3 separate regions of the Homo sapiens genome follow, and regions 1 and 3 are each linked to region 2. Evidence: read pairs that join two places in POLR2A ChIA-PET (ENCODE). Cell type or tissue: Panc1. All regions are shown on one strand. Links, peaks and the distances in the headings refer to the core of each region. The heading gives the core; the rest is flanking DNA. Region 1 has its middle 19 kb from the start of TRV-AAC1-5. Region 2 holds the start of TRK-TTT9-1 (tRNA-Lys (TTT) 9-1). Region 3 holds the start of TRQ-CTG1-2 (tRNA-Gln (anticodon CTG) 1-2).

Region 1 (8,353 bases), core at 2,469-6,468, 200 kb after region 2:
ACAACAAGCCATTAGGCAGGCCATGGCCCTGGGGCAGTTAGAGCACACCTCTCCATTTGAATGACAAGTCTCTGTGTTAGGAAATGATGCAGACTGCAGCCTTTGGCAAAAAGAAGAGGCCACTGGGGTTTAAAGGCCTTTAGGGTTCTGGATTAACCACTCCCTACACCCCTTTTGAAAAGCAGTTTTTAGCTTATTGGACCTTAGTGGAAACTGAAAGGCTGACCCAGTACACTAAGGTTGTACTCCAACCACAAGTCCCCATCTTGTCCTGGGTTAACAGGCAGCCTAGATATTAGAACGGGGTTAGCCTAGCAAAGAGGCATCATCAGATGGAAGTAGTATATTCAAGACTGAGCCTGATTAGGAGAAGAGGTAGTAAGCAAGCTACAAGTAAAAATGGCCAGCTCTCTGGCAGGTGGAATGGTGCCTACACCACCTAGGAATCCCCATAGCCAAATGGGGACCATGATTACAGGATGCAGACTCTGACATCTTCTGCTAGTTCACAGATAGCTCAGCAAAGCTGAAGCCTTGAGGGGTAAAATGGGCTGCAGCCACTGTCAACATGAAAACAGGGGACATTATCACTGACAGTGGAGGAGGTCACAGTGCCCAATGGGCTGAGTTACTCACAGTTTGGCTGGCAGTGTTCTGGGGATGGGGAGTGAGGCACCAATCTGTCACTTTGTTCTTTCTGTGGAGCATGGCAGCAGAGGCCTGGAAGCATAATGCCTTTGTTAGCCTTTCTCAAGCTGTGCCCGCTGTGGGAAACCTGGTGAAAAGTTGGATTGCCATCCTGGACCTCAATCTGTGAACAACCAGAGTGACTCCATGTCCTGCCAGTGGTCAAGTATGCCAGCATTTCTAATGGCACAGTGTACACTAACAGAACTCCAACCCTGGCTTACCATGTGAGGATCTGATACCCATCACATTGGAGGGAGCTGAAGGTGCCCTGTTTTAGTTTAATTGGTTTAAGGTGGCAAAATATCACAACCACAAATAACAAAGCCATAGAGAGCTGGTATTTGGATGCACCACACTCCTTTCATTACTTGGATGAGAAGTGCCCTGCCAGTGATCCAGTTCCTCCCCTCTCCTTGTCTGTAGTTCTCAGAATACTGTAGGATGTGCTGGAAATGCAATATACTGAGATAGGGAAGAACTGTCCTGGACAGTGCTTACTTTGTTCCTGTCTCCTTTACAAGGATGTCCTTCAAACCTTTGCCCAGTGCATTCCATTGCTACTCAGGTATATAACCCACAGTGGGCTACCTTTCAGGGATTCTAGCTGCAGTATAGTGGGGAATGTACAGTTGAGACTCCATCCTCCCCAGAAACTTTCTTAAGCCTTGGGGGACTAGCTTGTTATGAATCTTAGTCTTCTGTTGTCTCTTTCTGCCTATCTGTAAGTAATAAACTGATTTATATAACTTGTGGTGTGTGAGTATGTGCTGTCTCACCTGACTCAAGCAATTGATAAGACTCTAGCCCAGGATGCAGCGGGTGGAAACATTCTGGCTCCATTCCTGATGGTCCACATAGTGATGATTTTTGCTAATGACCTCATTTTTGAATCCATTTGATATCCTTTGGTCTTCATTTTACTTCCCTTCTTGATATTTACACTTCCTAAAACACTTCCCGTGGCATCAATAACACCAAACCCTTTTCTCCTTATAAATTCCCACCTGTGAGGCCAACCCCAAGCTTTAAAAGATGCCATTTTTGGCCAGGCGCGGTGGCTCATTCCTGTAATCCCAGCACTTTGGGAGGCCGAGGTGGGCGGATCACAAGGTCAGGAGATCGAGACCATCCTGGCTAACATGGTGAAACCTCGTCTCTACTAAAAATAGAAAAAAAAAAAAAAATTAGCAGGGCTGGTAGCAGGTGCCTGTAGTCCCAGCTACTCGGGAGGCTGAGGCAGGAGAATGGTGTGAACCCAGGAGGTGGAGCTTGCAGTGAGCAGAGATCGCGCCACTGCACTCCAGCCTGGGCGACACAGCATACTCCATCTCAAATAAATAAATAAATAAACAAACATAAATAAAATAAAAAATAAAGGATGCCATTTTTCAGGGCTGGGCACGGTGGCTCATGCCTGTAATCCCAGGTTTGGGAGGCTGAGGCGGGCAGATCACGAGGTCAGGAGTTTGAGACCAGCCTAGCCAATGTAGTGAAACCCCATCTGTATTAAAAATACAAAAATTAGCCCCATTGCACTCCAGCCTGGGCGACAGAGCGAGACTCTGTCTCAAAAAAAAAAAAAAAAGCCATTTTTCAAGTGTTTGTCTTGGCCCTTTAGCCCCTCTCAGTTTCCTATATAATACCTCAATATAATTCCTTATTGGCCTTTCAGTTTTATACTATCTCCTCTCATAGCTGCAGAACTTGCCTGAAGCTATTCCTTATATTGTTATACCCAAGCGAGTTAGAGAAAACACCACACTTTGAGACGAATTAAGAGTCCTTTATTTAAGCCGGCGGCCAAGAGAGGGCTTGACGCTCCAAAATTCTCCTGGCCCGAGGAAGGGGCTCGATTTATTTTTATACCTTGGTTTAGGAAGGGGAGGGGAGCTCAAATGCAATAATTCTACAGAAGTAGAAACATGCAAGAATCAAAAAAAACAAATAGTTACAGAGAAATAAACAATTTAAAAGACAAATGGTTACAAAAAAAGCAACGGAACCAGGTGCGGGGCTCTAAATCCTTCATAAGAGTTAGATATGGATGCTATGCCGGACACAGACTCAAGGCTTTATGTTGTTATCTTTTTTGAGCAAAATCCTGGGAACTTCATACATTGTTCCAGTACCTTGTCAGTTAATTGGGCTCCTTTGAAATGCTGAGGATCTGCTTACACAGGTTAACTGCTTGAGGAAGCGGGTTGGGTAAGGACCCCTTAATGTCTTGTAAATCAAGGGGCCAGATGGAGTTCCTCTGGCTTTCCCAGCTAAGTGAGAGTCTATTCATATGGGAAACAAGGCTAGGTAATTAAAGAGACAAAAAGGGAAAATCCAAAAAATAGGTTTAGTAAATACAAGGTTAGGCATTGCAATATCCTATTATCCTACTCAAACATCTCTACTTGAGCATATTTGAAACTGAGTACTTAATTCCCCTACCCCCAAAAAGGATGGAAAAAATGTTGCCCTCTCACTATTGTTTTTTATTTCTCCATTTATATATTGCTGCATTACAAACCACCAAGACCATAGTGGCTTAAAACAATAATAACTTCATTTTGCTCCCCGATTTGCAGTTTGGGCAGAGTCGGCTGGTCTTTTCTCCACAGGGTGTCAGCTGGGGAATCCACTTTTAAGCTGGCTCACTTGTGTGGTTAGCAAAGTGGAAGTGGCTTTTGCATGGGAGCTCAGCCAGTGCCATGTACTAAGGGCTTTGGTTCTTTTCTCTGGAGGTGGATGACCTGACGGTACACAACTTAGGCTGCTGCACTGGTGTTTATTATGGTCATTCACTATGAAGGAACAGTGGGAGGCGTGCATATCTTTCAGAACTGCACATTGATTCCTGGAGAGGGATCTTGGGTTGTGGGACTTTCAGCTACATGATTAGGGAAACACAAGCCACAGTGTAATGGGGCATGGAAAAAGGCATATTATGCTAACATTAGTCAAAAGAAAGCTTGGAGTAATTTTAATTTCAGACAATGTAGACTTCAGAGCAAGGAAAATTACCAGGAATAAAGAGTGGCATTATATAATAATAAAAGGGTCAATTCTTCAGGAAGATATAACAATCCTTAAAGTGTATACGTTTGTGATGGGCTAAACTGTGTGTACCCCTGCCCTGCCCCCCATAAATTCGTATGTTGAAGTTCTAACCCCCAATATATCAGAATGTGAACATGTTTGGTGACAGAGTCTTTATAGGGGTGATTAAATTAAAATGAGGTCATTAGAGTAGGCTCCTTCCTCCGTCTCCCCCCTCCCATCCTTTTGGATTGGGGTCTCACCGTTTTGACCTCATTCAACCTTAATTACCTCCTTAAATGCCCTATCTCCAAATACAGTCACGTTGAGATTAGGGGTTTGGCACAGGAATTTTGATGGACACAGTTCAGTCCACAACAACCCCCATCCCTAAATTTACTTAGCTTTAAAACAGATACAACCGGCAAGACAACACAACATGAAGTGATTAGCTGACAATGTGGTGCAGCCTCTGGATGCTTAAGGTGATGAAAATATAATTAAGCCTGTCTGCATAGGTTCGAACCTGCCGGCTACAATCCTGTCCCACGTATTGACAGTTGTGAATCTCCCGCGGTGCATTTTCAGACGAGATCGGGCGCGTTCAGAGTGGTATGACCATAGACCCGCAGTGCATTTTCAGCCTCCCTCCTGGCCTATACCCGTCATGCAGACACTAACCAATCCTTAACCAACCTCATCCTGGCCTCTTGATTTGTAGAGTCTTCGCTGAGGGGAGGAGGGCCTTACTCGTGATGTGTAAGAAGAGCAGCAACCAAAGGCTAACGTGAGAGTCACTTTTCAAAGCACCTTTTCAGCAAACAAGAATCAGCTGTCGAGTTACCAGCTCCTGTGGCTCCTTCCCCGCAGTCTCCACCAGGCGGCGCGCCCCAGGAAGCCGGACGCCTGCTACCGCGGGCCGCGTTTCTTTGTGCAAACTCAGCAAGGCCTGGCAGCCTTGGAGAGCAGGCCTTTAGCAAGCCGCGGAAACGCAACTGGGTGCCAGGGTTACTCGTTGCATTTGTGGTGGGCAGAGCTTCCTCCAAGCAGTCAGAGGAAAGCTCTCTGAAGGTGTGTAATTTCGTTTGGTAATTAGCATATAATTAGGTCTTGGGTAGGGCATGGGTCAAATCCAGCGCCACGTTGGACTCAGACGGTTTCAGACAGCTTAGCCCTCATCCTGTTTATTAGGGTCTTATCAGCCCAAGCTCTTCCTTGTCCTTGTAGCTAATTTTAACAGCTCCTTTAGGAGCTGTTAGGAGCTTAGGAAAGCTCTCCGACTGCTTGGAGGAAAGCTCTGCCCATGAGACTGCTCGGAGGAAAGCTCTGTCCACCACTACAGCGCTAAGGATATCGCCCAAGCTCTTTGCTAAATGTCTCTTGGGAAAAAGCTCCTCATGAAGCAGGTAAGACTGATTTGTAGTTTAATGACCTGCAGGTCCCCACATGAACACGAGGAAAGGGACGTGCAAGGCAGTGTTGAAGAAACATCAGCAGGTCTATTTGAGGTTCTCACCAGGTATCTTTCCTGATGGTGGGATGGGAACTTGGGGCCCTGTTGTAATTCCAGATCTGGGAAACTGCTGATTTCTCCTTCCCCCCAACTCTCCATTCCATCTCCTTACCACTCTCGTTATGATAATTGTCCCATGGTGCATTAATTCTTTTCCAGCCTTGTCGTTCAAACACTTATGTTTCCTGTAAGTACCATTAACAGCTTCTCTTGAACTGGTTTCTCTAAAAATTCCTCCTTTACCTTTCTTCTAAAGTGTCGGATCCTTTACCTTTCAAAAACGAGGAATAGGTCTCGTGGCTCATGCCTAGCGAGACCTCATCTCCACAAAAAATAATAATAAAAAAATTAGCCAGGTGTGGTGGTGTGGGCCTGTAGTCCTAGTTACTGGGGAGGCTGAGGTAGGAGGATCACTTAAGCCCAGGAGGTCAAGGTTATAGTGAGTTATGATCGTGCCACTGCACTGCAGCCTAGGTGACAGAGCAAGACCCTGTTCCCCACCCTCTGCAAAAACAAACAAACAAAAAAGCATCCTGATAAACATAGACATGAAATTGAAACATACAGGTGAAGGGTCACAGATTTATGCCTCAGTCTTCTCATCTGTAAGACAAAGACAGCCTCATCACTTTTAATGAGGTGAGCGAATGAGGGAGGAGACCACCCCTCATATTGTCTTATGCCCGATTTCTGCCTCCAAAGAAAGAAGAAGTAAAAACTAAAAAGCAGAAATGAAATCCACAGGCAGACAGCCCGGCGCCACGCCCTGGGCCTGGTAGTTAAAGATTAACCCCTGACCTAACACTGGTTATGTTATCTATAGTTTCCAGACATTGTATGGAAAAGCATTGTAAAAATCCCTGTCCTGTTCTGTTCCGTTCTGATTACTGGTGCATGCAGCCCCCAAACATGCACCCCCTGCTTGCTCAGTTGATCACGACCCTCTCATGTGGACCCCCTTAGAGTTGTGAGCCCTTAAAAGGGACAGGAATTGCTCACTCAGGGAGCTCGGTTCTTGAGACAGAAGTCTTGCCGATGCTCCAGGCCAAATAAACCCCTTCCTTCTTTAACTCGGTGTCTGAGGGGTTTTGTCTGCGGCTCTTCCTGCTGCACATTAAGTGAGGTACACCACTGCATATTACATGGCAGGTGCTCAGTCTCCTCCTTCCACTTCCTCACTGGTTTTCTAGTGAAGAGAGAATGAAGGGGTGGGTTGCCCCTCCACACCTGTGGGTGTTTCTCGTAAGGTGGAACGAGAGACTTGGAAAAGAAAAAGACACAGAGACAAAGTATAGAGAAAGAAATAAGGGGACCCGGGGGACCAGCGTTCAGCATATGGAGGATCCCACCAGCCTCTGAGTTCCCTTAGTATTTATTGATCATTCGTGGGTGTTTCTCCGAGAGGGGGATGTGTCAGGGTCACAAGACAATTGTGGGGAGAGGGTCAGCAGACAAACACGTGAACAAAGGTCTTTGCATCATAGACAAGGTAAAGGATTAAGTGCTGTGCTTTTAGATATGCATACACATAAACATCTCAATGCTTTACAAAGCAGTATTGCTGCCCGCATGTCCCACCTCCAGCCCTAACGCGGTTTTTCCCTATCTCAGTAGATGGAACGTACAATCGGGTTTTATACCGAGACATTCCATTGCCCAGGGACGGACAGGAGACAGATGCCTTGCTCTTGTCTCAACTGCAAGAGGCATGCCTTCCTCTTATACTAATCCTCCTCAGCACAGACCCTTTACAGGTGTCGGGCTGGGGGACGGTCAGGTCTTTCCCTTCCCAAGAGGCCATATTTCAGACTATCACATGGGGAGAAACCTTGGACAATACCTGGCTTTCCTAGGCAGAGGTCCCTGCGGCCTTCTGCAGTGTTTGTGTCCCTGGGTACTTGAGATTAGGGAGTGGTGATGACGCTTAACGAGCATGCTGCCTTCAAGCATCTGTTTAACAAAGCACATCTTGCACCGCCCTTAATCCATTTAACCCTGAGTTTGACACAGCACATGTTTCAGAGAGCACGGGGTTGGGAGTAAGTTCATAGATTAACAGAATCTCAAGGCAGAAGAATTTGTCTTAGTACAGAACAAAATGGAGTCTCCTATGTCTACTTCTTTCTACACAGACACAGTAACAATCTGATCTCTCTTGCTTTTCCCCACAGAGAAGGCCCATGCAACACAGACCTAAACCCCTTTGAGAGGAAAATAGGGCATTTGGTGGAGGGGAGGGGAGGAGTCCTGGCTTGCGGCTATAAAAATGTTTTTCCACTCAGATTATTTTCTGAAAGAGGCTGAGATCAGGCACCTGAGTCACTGAAGGGTTCATGCTAGTGGAGTGAGAGGGCCAGGGGAACAAGGAAGGTGATAAATCTCATCTCTATTTGATAGGAATGCTGGGTAGTCATAGGAGAAACATCAAGCAGTAATTTCACATAACAGCAAAAAAGGAGCTGTTAAAATTAGCTACAAGGACAAGAAAGAACTTGGGCTGATAAGACCCTAACAAACAGGATGGTGGCTAAGCTGTCTGAAACCGTCTGGGTCCAACATGGCGCTGGATTTGACCCATGCCCTACCCAAGACCTAATTATATGCTAATTACCATACGAAATTACACACCCACCAGCGCCCTGACAGATCGAGTACGCCCATATTTAATATAAAAATGGGTGGCATCTCAATTTTATGAAACCTTCGCCTTTCCCCCAGAAAACCTCATGATTAGTCCACCCTCTAATTACAAGAGCCCATAAAAATAGAAAACTCAAACTCTGTTGGGCACGACTCATTCTCATGAGCTCACCCACACTTCCCTAAGTGTGTACTTTTGCTTAGCAATAAAAGCTTCTTGCCTTTGGCTTCATTCTGACTCCTCCCTGAATTCTTTCTTACGAAGGTGTCAAGAACCTGGAAACTGGCTGGGGCTGGGGCTGGGGTCTCACTGGCTTCTGGAAACCCTTCTGAGCCCTCTGGCAACACCTGTAGTGTAAGCAGCAATTCAGTGCTGTGATGCCTCGGTCCCAGACCTTTTTGGCACCAGGGACTGGTTTCATGGAAGACAGTTTTTCCATGGACAGGGGTTGGGGGAGAGGGGAATGGTTTCAGGATGATTCA
Region 2 (8,353 bases), core at 1,673-5,672:
TTTACCTTTTAGAGGAGTTCGTTTGGGGGACTTGAATTCAAACTCCTGATATTTGACTCAAAGTTCTCATGGTATTACTTCTCTACATTGTTTCAAAGTAATATTCTGGGTATTCTATCTGAGAAACAAACAAATTTAATTAAGCAGGCAAAACTAAGCAAACAAAACACCACCAGATCACCAACCACACACAAAATAGGTAAAATTAGATACCCGACTGCCAATTGTTGCTTATAATATTTATATTGTCTTTCTTGGGAAATGAAAGCCTCTGAAAGCTAATAAATACTAGTATGAAAAATGACCAGTGCATGAACTTCTTTCACCTTAAGTCAGGAAACCATTTGTGATAGGCTGAATAGTGGCCCCTCACAGATGTCCACATGCTAATCCCAGAAACCTGTGAATACGTTACCTTACATGGCAAAAGAGATTTTGCAAAGTAATTAAGTTTAGGATCTTGAGATGAGAAAAGTATCCTGGATGATCCAGTTGGGCCCAATATAATAAAAGGGAAGTCAAGAGTGAGAGAGAGAGAAAAAGAATATGTGACGATGCAACCAGAGGATAGAGTGATGTATGGGCTTTGAAAATGGAGGACTAGCCTGGCACGGTGGCTCACACCTGTAATCCCAGCACTTTGGGAAGGCATGGCAGGCAGATTACGAGGTCAGGAGTTTGAGACCAGCCTGGCCAACATGGTGAAACCCCATCTCTACTAAAAATACAAAAAAATTAGCTGGGCGTGGTGGCAGGCACCTGTAATCCCAGCTACTTGGGAGGCTGAGGCAAGGAGAATCACTTGAACCTGGGAGGCAGAGGTTGCAATGAGCCGAGATCACACCATTGCACTCCAGCCTGGGCGGCAGTGTGAGACTCTGTCTCAAAAAAAAAAAAGGAAAGAAAGAAAGAAAGAAAAAAGAAAATGGAGGACTGGGCCTTGAATCAAGGGATACAGGTGGCCGCTAAGAGCTGGAAAAGGCAAGGAAACAGATTCTCTTTTGAAGCCTCCAGGAGGAACAAAATCCTGCTTGATCTTGGACTTCTGACTGTATGAGAATAAATTTGTGTTAAGTTACCAAGTTTGTGGTAATTTGTTGCAATAGCAAAGGAAACAAATAAATGACTTATTACTCAATAGTGATTATAAAACAAAGAGAGAGGTTCTTCCTAATCCAGGGTTTCCCAGTCTCAGCACTATTGACATTTTAGGCTAGATAATTCTGAGTTGGTTGCAGATGCTGTCCCATGCGCTGTAGAATGTTTAGCAGCATCCCTGATAACTAATCATTAGATGCAAGTAGCACCCTTCCTCAGTGTGACAACTGGAAATGTCTCTAGACTTTGGCAAAATCACTCCTAGTTGAGAACCACTGTTCTTGTTCTTCTGCCTCTCACATCTCTCTTATCTTAGAATATATCACATCGATCTCTTTACTTCACCCACCATACCACTAGGCCGGTAGAGTAAAGTGATGGGGAGAAGGTATGTGAGGAAGGAAAGAAAAAGGCCAGCAGGTGAAGAAAAAGAAGAAGGTCTGGTGAGGACAATGGAGACGGTAAGACATGCAGAATTATGGAAGAATTCTCAAAATGCCTGCCACTTACTCTCACAGAGAAGTTAAAGGACTGAAAATAGGAACTTATAGTCCTCTCCTTATCTATATTTTAAGACCTAGATTTTAAGACTGAGCTATTACTATTATTCCATGTAGAAATTTGTAAATATGTAATTTTTATTGAAAGGACAGAGGAAAGAAGAAAGAGGGAAAGGATTTCTAAACCACACTGGTCCAAAAAGAGCTGAAAGAAGGGCAATGTTCTAATGATAGCCTGCTTTATTCCAGCTGCGCTAACCCAACCTTTCTGGAAGCCAGGCATATGGCAAGATTTGCTGCTTTCTTGGCCTGCCCTGCTCAGGAATGTAGCCTTTTGCTTTCCTGTGGGCAAAGCTGAATTTATTGATTTGTTCATTCATTCATTCATTCTTTCATTTCACAAATATTTGTTGAATGCATAGCCAGGTTCTGATTCTGTAATTGGTACCAAAGATACAGAAGTAGAGCAGTGGAGGGAGACAGACAAATACATCAAACTAATTGGTGCCAACGCACTCTCATCAAAGGCCTCCAGGGATACACCTGGAGTTGAACAAGTTGGGTTTATTACATGTTGCAGTGAGGGAGAACACACACCGTGGAAACCACGGGTGTCTCACTAATAGGGTGTTAGAAAAAAAATTATAAAATTTAGACTTTGGCGGGGTGATTTGGGAGAGGGTTTAAGAAAGTAGGGCTTTGCCATGCTTTGGATACTGTCAGGAAGTGGGGGTAATTTTTTGTTGTTGTTGTTGAGATGGAGTCTTGTTCTCTCGCCCAGGCTGGAGTGCAGTGGCGCGATCTAGGCTCACTGCAAGCTCTGCCTCCCGGGCTCACGCCATTCTCCTACCTCAGCCTCCCCTTCTGCCCACTACTTCAAAAAATACAAAAAATTATCCGGGAGTGGTGCGGGCGCCTGTAGGTTCAGCTACTTGGGAGGGCGAGGCAGGAGAATGGCCTGAACCCAGGAGGCCAGGAAGCGGAGCTTGCAATGAGCTGAGATGGCTTTACTGCACTCCGGCCCAGGCGACAGAGCAAGACTCCGTCTCAAAAAAAAAAAAAAAAAAAAAAAAAGAAAAAGAAAAGAAAAGAGAAAAGAAAAGCTTATTTATTTGTTTATTGAGATGGAGTCTCGCTCTGTCGCCCAGGCTGGAGGGCAATGGTGCGATCTTGGCTCACTACAACCTCTGCCTCCTGGGTTCAAGCGATTCTCCTGCGTCACCCTCCCGAGTAACTGAGATTACAGGTGCCCACCACCAAGACCAGCTAATTTTTTTTTTTTTTTTAATTAGAAACCGGGTTTCGCCATGTTGGCCAGGCTGGTTTCAAACTCCTGACTTCAAGTGATCCACCCATCTCAGCCTCCCAAAGTGCTGGGGTTACAGGCGTGAGCCACTGAGCCCGGCCTAATGTTTTAAATAATAGAATTACTGATTCAAAAATAAATAGTCCTGGGTTAGGCAGTCCCAGGTCTGGCACAGCTCCTCATGGAACAACTCTCTTCCTGTCTTCCTCTTCTGCCACATTTGCTGTGGGGTTTCTGTCCCCATGGTCCCTCTTTACAGGTGCTCAAAGTGTCTCACGAATTAATGAATACTGAACGAACCATGAGCACTATTTCCTGAACTCTCAGGCCATTCTTGTCTTTGAATGAGTTGGGGCTCCAGACAAAATGCGAAGAGAAAATTAGAGGAGGACTTGTATTTTTATTTCCTCCTAGCTCTGAAGAACCTAGACATTCCATTTCTGAAAGTGTGGGAAAAATACCAAATGGGGCAACAGAGAACCTTCATCTTCTTTCCACATTTTTTAATTCTCTCGAGCATTCTCCTCAATTAGGCCAATCGTTCCTTAAAACGGTCTCCTCCTCCTGGTTCCTCTCTCCAAGATGGCAAGGGAGCCTGCAAATTCGGTCTCCAAGGATCCCTCTGCCCAGAGCAACGAACTCCCTTTGGCAATATAGGAATAATCTTCATTCTCCCTGCAATTGTGCACATTAATAGGCTGTTTAATGAAAGTACAGTGTGGAGGTTAAATTATCTGCTTGGTGCTAAAATGGCTTAGGTGATTGAGCCACAACCCTGGTAGTTTCTGAAACCATGGATTTCCTGCAGCTTTTCTTGGCGATCCAATTACTGATGGGATTACATTATTTAAAGAATGAACAAAGTTTTCGCAAAAGAACCTGGGTAGCTCAGTAGGTAGAACATCAGACTTTTAATCTGAGGGTCTAGGGTTCAAGTCCCTGTCCAGGCGTTGAGTGTAGTTTTGACTTCTGCCACATAGAGAAGTCAAAACAGAAAACTTCTGCCACATGCGGCAAAACAGCCGTACACTTTACTAGCTTTACTTACTTATACCCTCCAGAGACTAACTAAATCACATATTTGTAAGCAAATCTAGGATTATGGTAAAGATAACAAGTAACTTGCACTGGAGTTATTGGACAGCCACTTTCAAATTCCCTTACCTGGTGGGGGATAACAACCTCATTCTAGAGGGTGTTGCAGTTTGGGAGGACCCTAGTAGCATGTAGACTCTGAGAGTTGGTAGTACACAAAACCCTGCAAGAAACACTTATAAACTAAAATCCAGACAGACTTCGAAATTGTTAGTCATCCATTTTGCGCTTTCGTTACAAAACTACTGTCCTCACTTTAAGATATAATCTATTAAAAAAAAAAAAACCCAGAAATGGGCTTTTGTGCATTTTTTCTGTGTACAGCTCTATAGATTTTTATAAGACTTGAAATGGGTTTTGGACAAAAAGTCAAGGTTTTTACCCGGTTTATACTGTGAGCATAGTAAGTGCATATTCTTTATCACTGGTTCCTTCATTTTCACTAAGTCATATGTACCCTGGAGAAGAGGAGTAGAGCTAACGAGATTTCTATCAGAGAAACCCTGTATTTGAAAAGTTGTGGAAGTTTTCCCGCCTTCAAAGTGGACCTCAGAAATCCTTCAGTAGGCAGGGCAGCAGGAATCGTCAGTCCCTGGATGCACCTGACATAAAAATAAAGTATTCTTTTAGCAGAAACAGGTATTGAAAGGTCAAAAGTCTGCTGTTCCCCAGACTGAACCTCCAGCTCTCTCTTAGGTCCTAATTCAGCTGGTCAAAGGATGAGATCTGTAAGAAGAGTGAGAGCGGCCGGGCGCGGTGGCTCACGCCTGTAATCCCAGCACTTTGGGAGGCCGAGGTGGGCGGATCACGAGGTCAGGAGATCGAGACCATCCTGGCTAACACGGTGAAACCCCGTCTCTAATAAAAATACCAAAAAAAAAAAAAAAAAAAAAAAATAGCCGAGCGTGGTGGCGCGCGCTTGTAGTCCCAGCTACTTGGGAAGCTGAGGCAGGAGAATGGCGTGAACCCGGGAGGCGGAGCTTGCAGTGAGCCGAGATCGCGCCACTGCACTCCAGCCTGGGTGACAGAGCGAGACTCCGTCTCAAAAAAAAAAAAAAAAAAGAGAAAAAAGAAAAAAGAAAAGAAAAAGAAGAGTGAGAGGAATTCATGCTTTCAAAGACTTTCAGGGTCTCCCAAAGCGTGTCTCAATCACCTGGGGACTCATGTTTCTTCCTGAACTTGAGGAGATGTGTCCAATTTAGTAATGACTGGAGTGAACAAGGTTTCCTCTTCAGAGGAATTAAAAGATACAGAAAGAGGCCGGGTGCGGTGGCTCACCCCTGTAATCCCAGCACTTTGGGAGCCCGAGGTGGGCGGATCACTTGGGGTCAGGAGTTCAAGACCAGCCTGGCCAACACGGTGAAGCCCCATCTCTACTAAAAATGCAAAAATTAGCTGGGCGTCGTGGCACGCGCCTGTAGTCCTAGCTACTCAGGAGGCTGAGGCAGGAGAATTGCTTGAACCTGGGAGGTGGAGGTTGCAGTCAGCCAAGATCACGCCACTGGACTCCAACCTAGGTGACAGAGTGAGACTCAGCCTCAAATAAATAAATAAATAAAAATAAAAGATAGGGAAAGAAGAATGAAAGTTATAACTTACAAGACAGAGGATTTAAATCTGTTGTCCCCTTCGACATTTTTTCTGCACTTTCACAGTTGGGATTTCCTGGGTTATTTAGGGTTGGGTGGGGGTGGGAAGTGGAATGACTGCCCACTTCCAAAGGTTTTGCAGGCGTAGAAGACCACCTCCCATGTCTCTTGTGCTTCTCCCTTTTTAGCACACCCATCCTAGTGCTAACTTTTCCTTTCTCCTCTCCTTCACCTTTCCCTAGGCCCTTCTTCTTTTCCCTCTTGTCTTCTCTTTTCTTCTACCTTTCATTCTCTGTTACCTCTCATTTGCTACTTAAGTGTTTCCTTTCCCATCCATAAGGGCAAAGTTGAATGAATCACTTGGTAATGCACCACCTTGAACATCAGAGATTCCATATTAATACATGTCCTCTTCTAATACATTTCATCACATCTTAAGTTCCATCTCATTCAAAGGCAAGAATGACCTAGACGTTGAAAAAGTAATATTTGCTGCCACAGTCATATTCAGCCTTCAGTCATGCATGAGACATGGCTGAGCACCTTTGCAGAAGAAAAAAGGAAGCAATGAGGTAAGAACCAAGACAACAAGAGACTTCACAATGTTTCCCGCAATAATGTCAGTTTCTAAATAAATAAATAAATAAAAACCATGGAAAATGATGAAAGGCTAGATTTTGTCAAGTATGGGACAGGGCAGGAAACAGAAAGCAGTGGCTGTGATTTACCTAAACTGCATTGTTCTTCTCTCCTGGAGGATTCAGAGTTGGGGAAAACAGAATAATTTTGGAGTCCACAAGTGCCGTATTGAAAATGTTAGTATGGTTTCACCCATCGAGGTCTGTGTTGTAGGTCCAGCATGCATCTGCTGTGCAATCTGACTTTGCATAAGTTGCCAGGAAAACAGTCCTATGGATTCACATAAATTGGTTCAGCTCAACACAGAAGTACAATTTTATTCTTCATTCTTGATTTATTTTCCTTCTGTTTTCATCCATTTCCTCCATTCCCCTCCCTTTCATCCCACGAGTCTCCTGCATTTCTTTCTTCTCTGAATATTATGTACTAGCAACCTCTGGCCAAAGAATGAGATGGATGTGAGGGTGAGTATAGGCATAGCTCTGAGCATGTAAGGGTGAAAGCTATACAAAGGGAGATGGAACCCAAGTTAATTTTAAGATTTCATGAGTTTTCTGTAGCCTGGGAACACTAGATTCAGGTTTTTCTTCCTTCCCAAATTTTACATTCTCTGGCTTTTTCTGCTCAGGTAAGCGTTTGCCTTGTCAAAGTGAGTATTGTGGAAATTGCTTTATCAGTATTAACAGATGGTAGAAAAGAGATTTTAAAAATGCTACATGTAATGGGATATTTGACTGTTCAGGTGATTAATCTGTTAGTAGAATTTGAAAACTTAGGTTTAAATTCTGTGTTGTCAAAAATTTTATTTATATTATGCCACGTGGCATTATTGGGGGAGGCACAAATGTTTGGGTAAAAGAGACTTCTTGCAGTCTTTGTTTCACCTTGCCTTCTTTAGGAAGCACTGCATTTCCCTCATCCTGTATTCATTCTTACCCAGTGCTCCTCTTAAATTACTTACTACAGCTCTAGTATATTGCTCAAATTACAGTTATGCCACTAACTGAAAACAAGGTACCCCATATCTGAGAATCCCATTAAATTTAAACAAGTTGCCTTATACTCTTAGGGGAGTTACTAAACGTAAAATAGCAGACAAACAGGTATGCCTCACTTTAACCATCAGAACTATTGCTTTGCTTACATTCTCTATGCTTATAGCACACATTGCCTTGAAATAGTCCATGGTAGGCATGCACACTCCTTGCCAATGAGTAATAATTAAGATAAGATAATTAAGACTTTGTCACAATTAACTTGACAAAATGGGACCCAGTGGACCTCCCCTTTACCCCTGTCAATTAAAATAGTTAATACAGTATAATATAAATTAAAACAGGACTTTCAAGTATTGAGCCCATTGTATAAGCTCTGTTTAGAGAAGGGGTGATTATCCCTACAGTTTCTCATTGAACAGCCCAGGTTAGCTTGTTATTAAACTTGAAAAGCATGAATGCCTCCTAATGGAAGATTATTGCAACCTTAATTCCATGGTCCCACACATTAAAGTCCTTATACCAAATATTATTGTAATTACTGACTCCATCTAATTGCTAACTGGTATATACTCTGTAGTCATAGACTTGCCTACTATGTTTTGTTTAGTGGCTATTTCAATGCCTCAAAACTTCTCAGTTTGCCTGCATCTGTGAGGGAACACAGTACACCTTTACCTCCCTACCATGGGTTATCTCATGTGGCTTGCCATAGCACATAATCTTTGCTGGCAAGATCTTAACTGCATCCAATTTTCTCCAGAAATACAGGTGTGATATTACATTGATGACATTCTTCTCTGCGGAGACTTATTTGACACACACACTCATTCAAGACATACAAACATTTGGCCAAGTGCGGTGGGTCACACCTGTAATCCCAGCACTTTGCGAGGCGGAGGCGGGTGGATCACCTGAGGTCAGGAGTTGTAGACCAGCCTGGCCAACATGGTGAAACCCCGTCTCTACTAAAAATAAAAAAATTTGCTGCGCATGGTGGTGGACACCTGTGATCCCAGCTACTCAGGAGGCTGAGGCAGGAGAATCACTTGAACCCAGGAGGAGGGGTTTGCAGTGAGCCGAGATTGCACCATTGCACTCCAGCCTGGGTGACAAGAGTGAAACTCTGTC
Region 3 (8,353 bases), core at 2,803-6,802, 53 kb before region 2:
TTTCTGGTAGTGAGTGGATCAGAAAGTCATAGGGCTGGGAGAAGATGGACTGGATGAGATATGTACGGATATTCTCTTTGCCACTGTACAGCGGCCATTGCAGCTCCTGCCGCAGAGCCCACGGCCCTACGGGCGGGACCCATTTTAACCTGGTAGTGACAGTGCCGCCTCATTGAAGCAGGAAGGATTTTTGTCCATGACACTAGACGTCTCTAAGCAATAAAGTAATTTTGGCAGATGCCGATACCTCTCATGTGATCTTGTTGGGAAGGTTCAGATCCTATCACCTGAGATTATTTACTCTTAAAGACCCTCTGCCTCCTTCCTCAGCCTTTCTGTTTGACAACATAAGATCGCTTTTATCTCCTGCAATGAACACTCCTAGACAAGTCATGTCCGGGTCTTGGTATCAGTAAATTTTTACTGCTGAATATTTTGGGAGAGGTTCTCAGTTAATCCCATTGAGAAAGACCAAGTTAAAGCTTTATCAGTGAGAAACTAATTACAAAATCCTGCCTTGCAAATATTCGAGCTTTTAACAGTGCTTTACTCTTTGGTATCCACGAGGTGGAGCCTTCCCGGGAAGCAGAAAGCATCTTTTGGTGTCCTGTTTTTTGTTTTTTACCCTCGGCAACGCCACGGGTGCCAGGACTAGTTGACACGCCGCCTCAATTTAAGTCATCCATAATTTATACGTTACGAAATGGAACTTTCAAAAGTGTTCCTAGCGTTAGGAGCAAAGAACGCCGGACAAACGCTCGGGAGGCGGCGAGCCTCGCGGTTCTTCCAACAACGCAATCTGTCAGCGCGGCTAGGTTGGTGCCCTCTCCCCCTGTATCGGGGCAGCCCGGCTTAGGGCCGCAGAACCGAGGCTGGGGAGCCCCGCAGGCTGTTGCTAAGAGTCCAGGGGAGGCACGGACTTACCTTATCTGCCCCTGGAAACAGATTTGCTCTTGGATCTTGCACGAAGAGCCCTGTGAGAAACGAAAAGGGAACTTGTGTGATGGCGGCAGATAACGAACATTAGGGTAGAAACTTAGGTTCTTAAAGGGAAGACAGCTTGAGTTCGGAAATGAAGATATATTCCTTCAGGAAGGCCTGTTAAAAACACGAGCTATTGCGAGGTTCCATGGTGTAATGGTTAGCACTCTGGACTCTGAATCCAGCGATCCGAGTTCAAATCTCGGTGGAACCTGTCGTTTCTTCTTGCTTCCTCACTATTTTTTTCTTTCTAAAATAAATTTCCCTCTTAGATATGATTGGCAGGAATCTCCAGTTCATGTGAACCCAAAGTATGACGCGGACTCTGTACGGGGCCCACTGACTCTCTGCTCTATGTTCAGAGCAGGAGACCCTCATACCTCCTTCATTTTACTACCCTCCTCACCACCACCTAACAGATATTCTAATACCCAAAATAATTCGAGTTGAGTTAAACTTTTTACTTGATTTATTGCTTTATGAAATGCAGTTAATTCACTTCAGAGGACAAAAAGGACTCAACAGATTTGAGGGAAAAGAAATATTCTTGTATGTATCTTTTTCCCAAGAGAATGAGGCTTTATAATGCCTTTTAGGTGCAATCACTAGAATTTATAGGTGTTTCATTTGCCACTGAGAAACAAGGATTAGTGAAAATAAATCTGTACTTTAAATAAAAATTGCTTAAACTCTCTTAGGTATTTGAACACTATTGGATCCTCACATGGTAACTTCAATCACTGTCAACACGGTAAGTAAATATCCAGATACACCTTCTAAGTGCTCTGTTGGTCATTTCTGTGACATTAACCCGCCACACAGAATTGCTGTCAATGCTGAATACGTCCCATAGAATGATAGAGCTTTAAAATTGTATCCTAGGATGCCTCTGTGATTATTTTGTCTTCATAAAACTAAATGTCTCTTGTTGCAAGTTAGTTTATTTTCTGGTAAATGTTTGGATTTGTCACAACTTAAGGAAAGACAAAGAAGTTACTGGGTCTCTGAAGAATTAAGGCCAAAGTGCTTTCCTTAGTTTGATTTTATCTATTAGTATTTATAAAATTGTGTCTTTTAATTGTGGATACAGGGTATCAGGCTATATGTTATAATCTTTTTTCATTTAATCTTATATTGCTAAAATTAATCATCTCTTTTGTTGTATGTAGCTACCATTCATTCATTGATTTCATGTTAGCTGCTGTGTAATATGAACATGCCACAGCTCATTCATTCATCTTTCCATTAATGGGAAACCAAGAGATGTTTATAATATAAATTTGATTTTGAATTATGGCAATTCTTGGGTCACAAAAATTAAAAATTATTTTACTGCAGAGGAAATTCCTGATTCTGCAACCATACATTTAATGGAGAATTTATAACTTTGAATTGTCATTTTCATTTTCCAAATGCTTCCACACATAATGATTATTTGCCCTTTTATATTGTACTACCCATTCCTTCTGATTCCTCATGCATTTTCTAGTGTTAACTGCTAGCAGCATTATGTTCCCCAGCATGGAATGCCTTTGCTAGGCCTTATGCCACCACTGCCTCTAAAAGCTTAAATATCTACCTGCATTTAGCAGATATCTATTCATTACCCTTACCAAGGCAAATGTTGCAAGAAAATAGATGCTTACCTTTAATTTAGATGGACCTAATTTGCTTCTAAACATTTCTTCATAGACTTTATTATACTTGCATAAAGATGCATCATGATAAAATACATAATTTTGGAGTTTTTCTCCCTTGTTTATATACATGTTTCTTCTGAAAGAAGAAATACATCTGATTGGAAAACTTAGGGCACATGCGTGCCATCCTAGCTACATAGAAGCCTAAGAAATTGTTTTAGACAGTTTGGACTACTATAACTATATAATGTTTGTTGACTTAAACAACAAACATTTATTTCTCACAATTCTGAAGGCTGGGAAACCCAAAATCAAGGTTCCAGCTGATTCAATGTCTGGTGAGCCCTCCCTTCTTGATTTGCAGCCTACTGTCCTCTTGCTCTATCCTCACATACTGGGGGGACAGAGAGAGAGAGAGAGAAACAGAGAGAGAGAGGCTTCCACATATGCATTTGAGTCCATTCAGTCCATAGCAGGAATTTAGTTATCACAGAACCATTGAGGATGCACAGTTCATTGGTAGAGAATTCTCCCTAGTCATATGAAGTCTTAGGCATATTAGACCACTATGTTCATCAATATGATTATCTATAATTTCTTTTCTTCCTAAACTTTTCTTTTTCCATCAATTTTCTCTTTCATTATGATTCAGCCACAGAATCTGTTAAAATAGGCCGGGCACAGTGGTTCATGCCTGTAGTTTCCACAGTTTCAGAGGGTGAGGTGGGTGGATCACTTAAGGCCAGGAGTTGGTGACCAGCCTGAGCAAGATGGTGAGTCCCTGTCTCTACAAAACTAATATTTGTTAAATAATCTGTTAAAATATTAGTTAATAATTACTAAATTTTGAGATGTAGAAACAAAATGGAACTAAAATGATGAATAACAATAATACACAAAATGGGATGTTGTAATAAGGATCAAATTATACTGGAGTCATTTATCATAATAAAAGATAATTTTTAGAACTGTTTACTGAAGTTATAATTCATGCAAATGCTGAACGAATGACTATGAAATTAGTACTTGTCTGAGGGCATGGCCAAAGCTACGCAGTAGTGCCTCTTTGCTGTGAATAAAATGCCAGGATGTAAAAATTTAAGAATTTTATTGAAAAACTAATTATTATTAGCATTATATTTAATGTATTATATTTTATATTAATATATTACTATAAGAACTGTATTATAATCAAAACTTTACTAGTCAAAATTTCAAAGGTTGATATTATTGTGTATTGATATCATTTACTAGATTTTTCTTCAGTCACCCTACAGCACAGCTGGGCCAAAAAATAGATGCCCACTTTTAACTTAGATGGACTTCATTGCTTCTAAACATCTCCTCTTTTCTTCAAAGACTTTGTTATACTTGCATAAACAAAGATTTGTCATGATATAATACAAAATTTTGGAACGTTTCCCCCTTGTGAAAGTTTAATGTGACAAAATAGACATTTTGCTTTTAAGTTATTTTGACAAAATGAAAAAAATTGTCAAATAGAACTTTTGTTTAAAGACTCAAGGCTAATATAGAAAATAGTTTTTGAAGGTATTTTTAAATATTCTAGAAATGAAGAATTAAGATATAATTACAACTTTATTATTCTTCATTTTATTCTAATGTAAATATTTATAATATTTGTTGAGAATAAAAGTATGTGATGTTCTTCCTATACAGCAATCTAAAGAACTCTTATATTTATATTAACTTCCTTATATTAATTTCAATTTTATTAATTCTTAATATTACATAAAATATAAAGTTTTTCACAAATTATTAATTATTGAAGCATTTTATCCCTAAAATAGTAAAAATCCATTCATATTTCAATGATTGACAGTATCTTAACAAAGCTCACAAGATTTTCACTCTATGCTTAATAGCTAAAATTCTTATTCTTGTACTAAACAATAACAGTACTAAAAAATAAATAAATAAAATAAGACAACTATACTATTCAGATACTAAAAGTAAACCTGGCCTTTTCCGCCTGTGGACACTGCTGAGGAAGCACTGTTAAACGCCCTTCTTCCCACTGCCATCATATCTAAGTCAGCGTCTCCTAAAGAGCCCGAACAGCTGCTGAAGCTTTTCATTGTCATTGGAGGGTTGAATTTTGTTTTTTTCGGTTTTGTTTTTGTTTTTTTTGAGACGAGTCTCTTTCTGTCGCCAAGCTGGAGGAGTGCAGTGGCGCAATCTGGGATCGCTGCAACCTCCGCCTCCTGAGTTCAAGTGATTCTCCTGCCTCAGCCTCCCAAGTAGCTGGGACTACAGGCGGGCACCACCACGCCTGGCTAAGTGTGTGTGTGTGTGTGTGTGTGTCTGTGTGTGTGTAGTACAGACGTGGTTTCACTATGTTGTCCAGGTTGGCCTCCCAGAGTGCTAGGATTACAGGCATGAGCCACTGCACCTGGCCAGGAGGGTTGAGCTTTGAAACAACTGATGAGAGCCTGAGGAGCCATTTTGAGCAATAGGGAACGCTCACGGACTGTGTAGTAAAGAAAGATCCAAACACCAAGCACTCCAGGGGCTTTGGGTTTGTCACATATGCCGGTATGGAAAAGGTGGATACAGCCATGAATGCAAGGCCGCACAAGGTGGATGGAAGATTTGTGGAACCAAAGACAGCTGTTTCAAGAGAAGATTCTCAAAGACCAGGTGCCCACTTAACTGTGATAAAGATGTTAAAGAAGAACTGAAGAACATAAACTAAGAGATTATATTGAACAGTATGGAAAAATTGAAGTGATTGAGATCATGACTGACCGAGGCAGTGGCAAGAACAGGGGCTTTGCCTTGTAACTTTTGATGACCATGACTCCATGGAAAGGATTGTCATTCAGAAATACCACACTGTGAATGGCCACAACTGTGACTTTAGGAGTGCTCTGTCAAAGCAAAAGATGTTTAGTGCTTCATCCAGCCAAAGAGATCGAAGTGGTTCTGGAAACTTTGGTGGTGGCGTTGGAGGTGGTTTTGGTGAGAATGACAACTTCGGTCGTGGAGGAAACTTCAGTGGTTGTGCTGGCTTTGGTGGCAGAAGTGGTGGTGGTAGATAGGGTGGCAGTGGGAATGGCTATAACAGATTTGATAATGATGGAAGCAATTTTGGAGGTGGTGGAAGCTACAATGATTTTGGCAATTACAACGATCGGTCTTCAAATTTTGGACCCATAAAGGGAGGAAACTTTGGAGGCAGAAGCTCTGGTCCCTATGGTGGTGGAAGCCAATACTTTGCCAAACCATGAAACCAAGGTGGCTATGGCAGTTCCGTAGCAGCAGTAGTTACGGCAGTGGTAGAAGATTTTAATTACTGCCAGGAAACAAAGCTTACCAGGAAAGGAGAGTCAAAGAAGTGACAGGGAAGCTGCAGATTACAACCGATTTGTGAACTCAGCCAAGCCCAGTGGTGGAAGGGCCTAACTGCTACAAAGAAGACATGTATTAGACAAATACTCATGTATATGGGCAAAAAACTTGAGGACTGTATTTATGACTAATTGTATAATAGGTTATTTTAGTTTCTGTTCTGAGGAAAGTATAAATCATTTCAACAAAGGGTTTTAATATAGTGTGTTTTTTTTTTTTTGCACCTAGGCTGTTGGATGCCAAATGTAATAGTCTAATCATGACTCTGAATAAATGTGTCTCTTTGAAAAATGTGCTATGTAAAGTTAGTCTACTCTGAAGCCATCTTGGTAAATTTCCCCAACATTGTGAAGGGAATTCCTTCAGGGTGATGCCACATTCTATTTGGAATTTGTATATGACCTGCTTGGGTGGAGAAGCCATTATCTTCAGTAACCTTGGTGTAGTTGAACTGATAGTTACTGTTGTGACTTGAAGTTCACCATTAAAAGAGTTCACCGGGCCAGGCGCGGCGGCTCACATTTGTAATTCCAGCACTTTAGAAGGCTGAGGCAGGAGAATTGCTTGAACCCAGAAGGCAGAGGTTACAGTGAGGAGAGATCTTGTCATTGCGCTCCAGCCTGGGCGACAGAGTGAGACTCCAACTCAAAAAAAAAAAAAAAATTAGGCTCAAGGATTCCAGAAATAACATGGAAGTAGATATCTGGCTATTTGACTTTCATTCTGGGATGGGGGTAGGGGGTTCTTTACAGCCTGGGGCAATGAAAGTCTCAGCTCCCTGTTCTGCTTTCTTCGAGAAGTGTGTGTGTGTGTGTGTGTGTGTGTGTGTGTGTGTGTGTGTGTGTGTGTTGGAGGTAGAGGGAATGCACCTTGTTACAGCTTGATGGAAGTCTAGATTCCCCACTTTGCCTTTGCTGTTGTGTGTGAAGGTTTGGACGACAGTTGTTTTTTTTTTTTTTTTCCTCTTCCAGCTTCCCAAGAGCAGAAGTCCGTAGAAATGGAGTTTGTAACTCCACTGAACACACAAAATTAGCTAAAAAAAAATAACAAGTCACAAAACAAAAATTTTAAAAATGTAAAACTTTTAGAAGTAGAGTCAGGCTTCGGCCGGGCGCGGTGGCTCACGCCTGTAATCCCAGCACTTTGGGAGGCCGAGGTGGGCGGATCACGAGGTCAGGAAATAGAGACCATCCTGGCTAACTCGGCTAACTCGGTGAAACCCCGTCTCTACTAAAAATACAAAAAATTAGCCGGGCGTGTTGGCGGGCGCCTGTAGCCCCGGCTACTCTGGAGGCTGAGGGAGGAGAATGGCGTGAGCCCGGGAGGCGGAGCTTGCAGTGAACCAAGATCGCGCCACTGCACTCCAACCTGGGCAACGGAGCGAGACAGTGTCTCAAAAAAAAAAAAAAAAAAAAAAGGGGAGTCAGGCTTTGGTCCAATAACTCATTAAAAGATTATTATTATTATTATAATTATTATTATTATTATTATTATTAGTTTGAGACGGAGTTTCGCTCTTGTTGCTCAGGCTGGAGTGCAATGGCATGATCTCAGCTCACCGCAACCTCCGCCTCCTGGGTTGAAGCGATTCTCCTGTCTCAGCCTCCCGAGTAGCTGGGATTACAGGCATATGCCACCACGCCGGCCTAATTTTGTATTTTTAGTAGAGACAGGGTTTCTTCATGTTGATCAGGTTAGCCTCAAACTCCTGACCTCAGGTGATCCGCCTGCCTCGGCCTCCCAAAGTGCTGGGATTACAGGCGTGAGCCACTGCGCCCGGAAAGACTTATTCTTTCTTATTCTTATTCTTATTCTTATTCTTATTATTTTGAGATGGAGTCTCGCTCTGTAGCCCAGGCTGGAGTGCAGTGGTGCGATCTCGGCTCACTGCAAGCTCCGCCTCCCGGCTTCACGCCATTCTCCTGCCTCAGCCTCCCAAGTAACTGGACTACAGGCGCCCACCAACACGCTCGGCTAATTTTTTTGTGTTTTTAGTAGAGACGGGATTTCACCGTGCTAGCCAGGATGATCTCGATCTCCTGACCTCGTGATCCGCCCGTCTCGGCCTCTCAAAGTGCTGGGATTACAGGCGTGAGCCACCGCGCCCGGCCTAAAAGATTATTTTATATTAGGGAAGTGTTCTCAGCCTCCTGTTCATTTGCCCTTGCTTATTTTGATTTTGTGTATTATGCAGCACAAACATTCACTGCCTTTTCTTTTCTTTTTTTTTTTTTAGACAGAGACTCGCTCTGTCACCCAGGCTGGAGTGCAGTGGTACGATCTCGGCTCACTGCAACCTCCCCCTCCCAGGTTCAAGTGATTCTCCTGCCTCAGCCTCCTGAGTAGCTGGGATTACAGGT

The links. ChIA-PET counts read pairs that join two places held together with the same protein. Peaks named below come from ENCODE experiments on the same cell type or tissue, not always from the same donor. Only the 100,000 strongest peaks of a DNase experiment are listed, where the experiment ranks them.
Region 1: POLR2A ChIA-PET joins it to region 2 with 5 read pairs; 1 of 35 experiments calls an interaction of 5 or more read pairs at or near these places.
Region 3: POLR2A ChIA-PET joins it to region 2 with 6 read pairs; 2 of 35 experiments call an interaction of 5 or more read pairs at or near these places.

What each region holds. Positions count from the first base shown.
Region 1 is chr6:27,768,029-27,776,381 of GRCh38, forward strand. No RefSeq gene overlaps it. Among named protein-coding and RNA genes, the nearest start is that of TRV-AAC1-5, 19 kb to the left of the region's middle. RefSeq lists enhancers at 2,350-2,990, 2,991-3,630. In Panc1, for the core only: CTCF peaks have their summits at 4,602 (motif pointing right) and 4,861; a DNase peak (open chromatin) is centred at 4,533; H3K4me3 peaks cover 1,134 bases; H3K27ac peaks cover 471 bases.
Region 2 is chr6:27,572,286-27,580,638 of GRCh38, forward strand. TRK-TTT9-1 (tRNA-Lys (TTT) 9-1) reads left to right here and starts at 3,782; the gene lies at 3,782-3,854. In Panc1, for the core only: no CTCF peak of the experiment used is centred there; a DNase peak (open chromatin) is centred at 3,856; H3K4me3 peaks cover 673 bases.
Region 3 is chr6:27,518,406-27,526,758 of GRCh38, forward strand. TRQ-CTG1-2 (tRNA-Gln (anticodon CTG) 1-2) reads left to right here and starts at 1,124; the gene lies at 1,124-1,195. It also overlaps the pseudogene HNRNPA1P1. RefSeq lists an enhancer at 477-766 and a silencer at 1,157-1,206. In Panc1, for the core only: no CTCF peak of the experiment used is centred there; no DNase peak of the experiment used is centred there.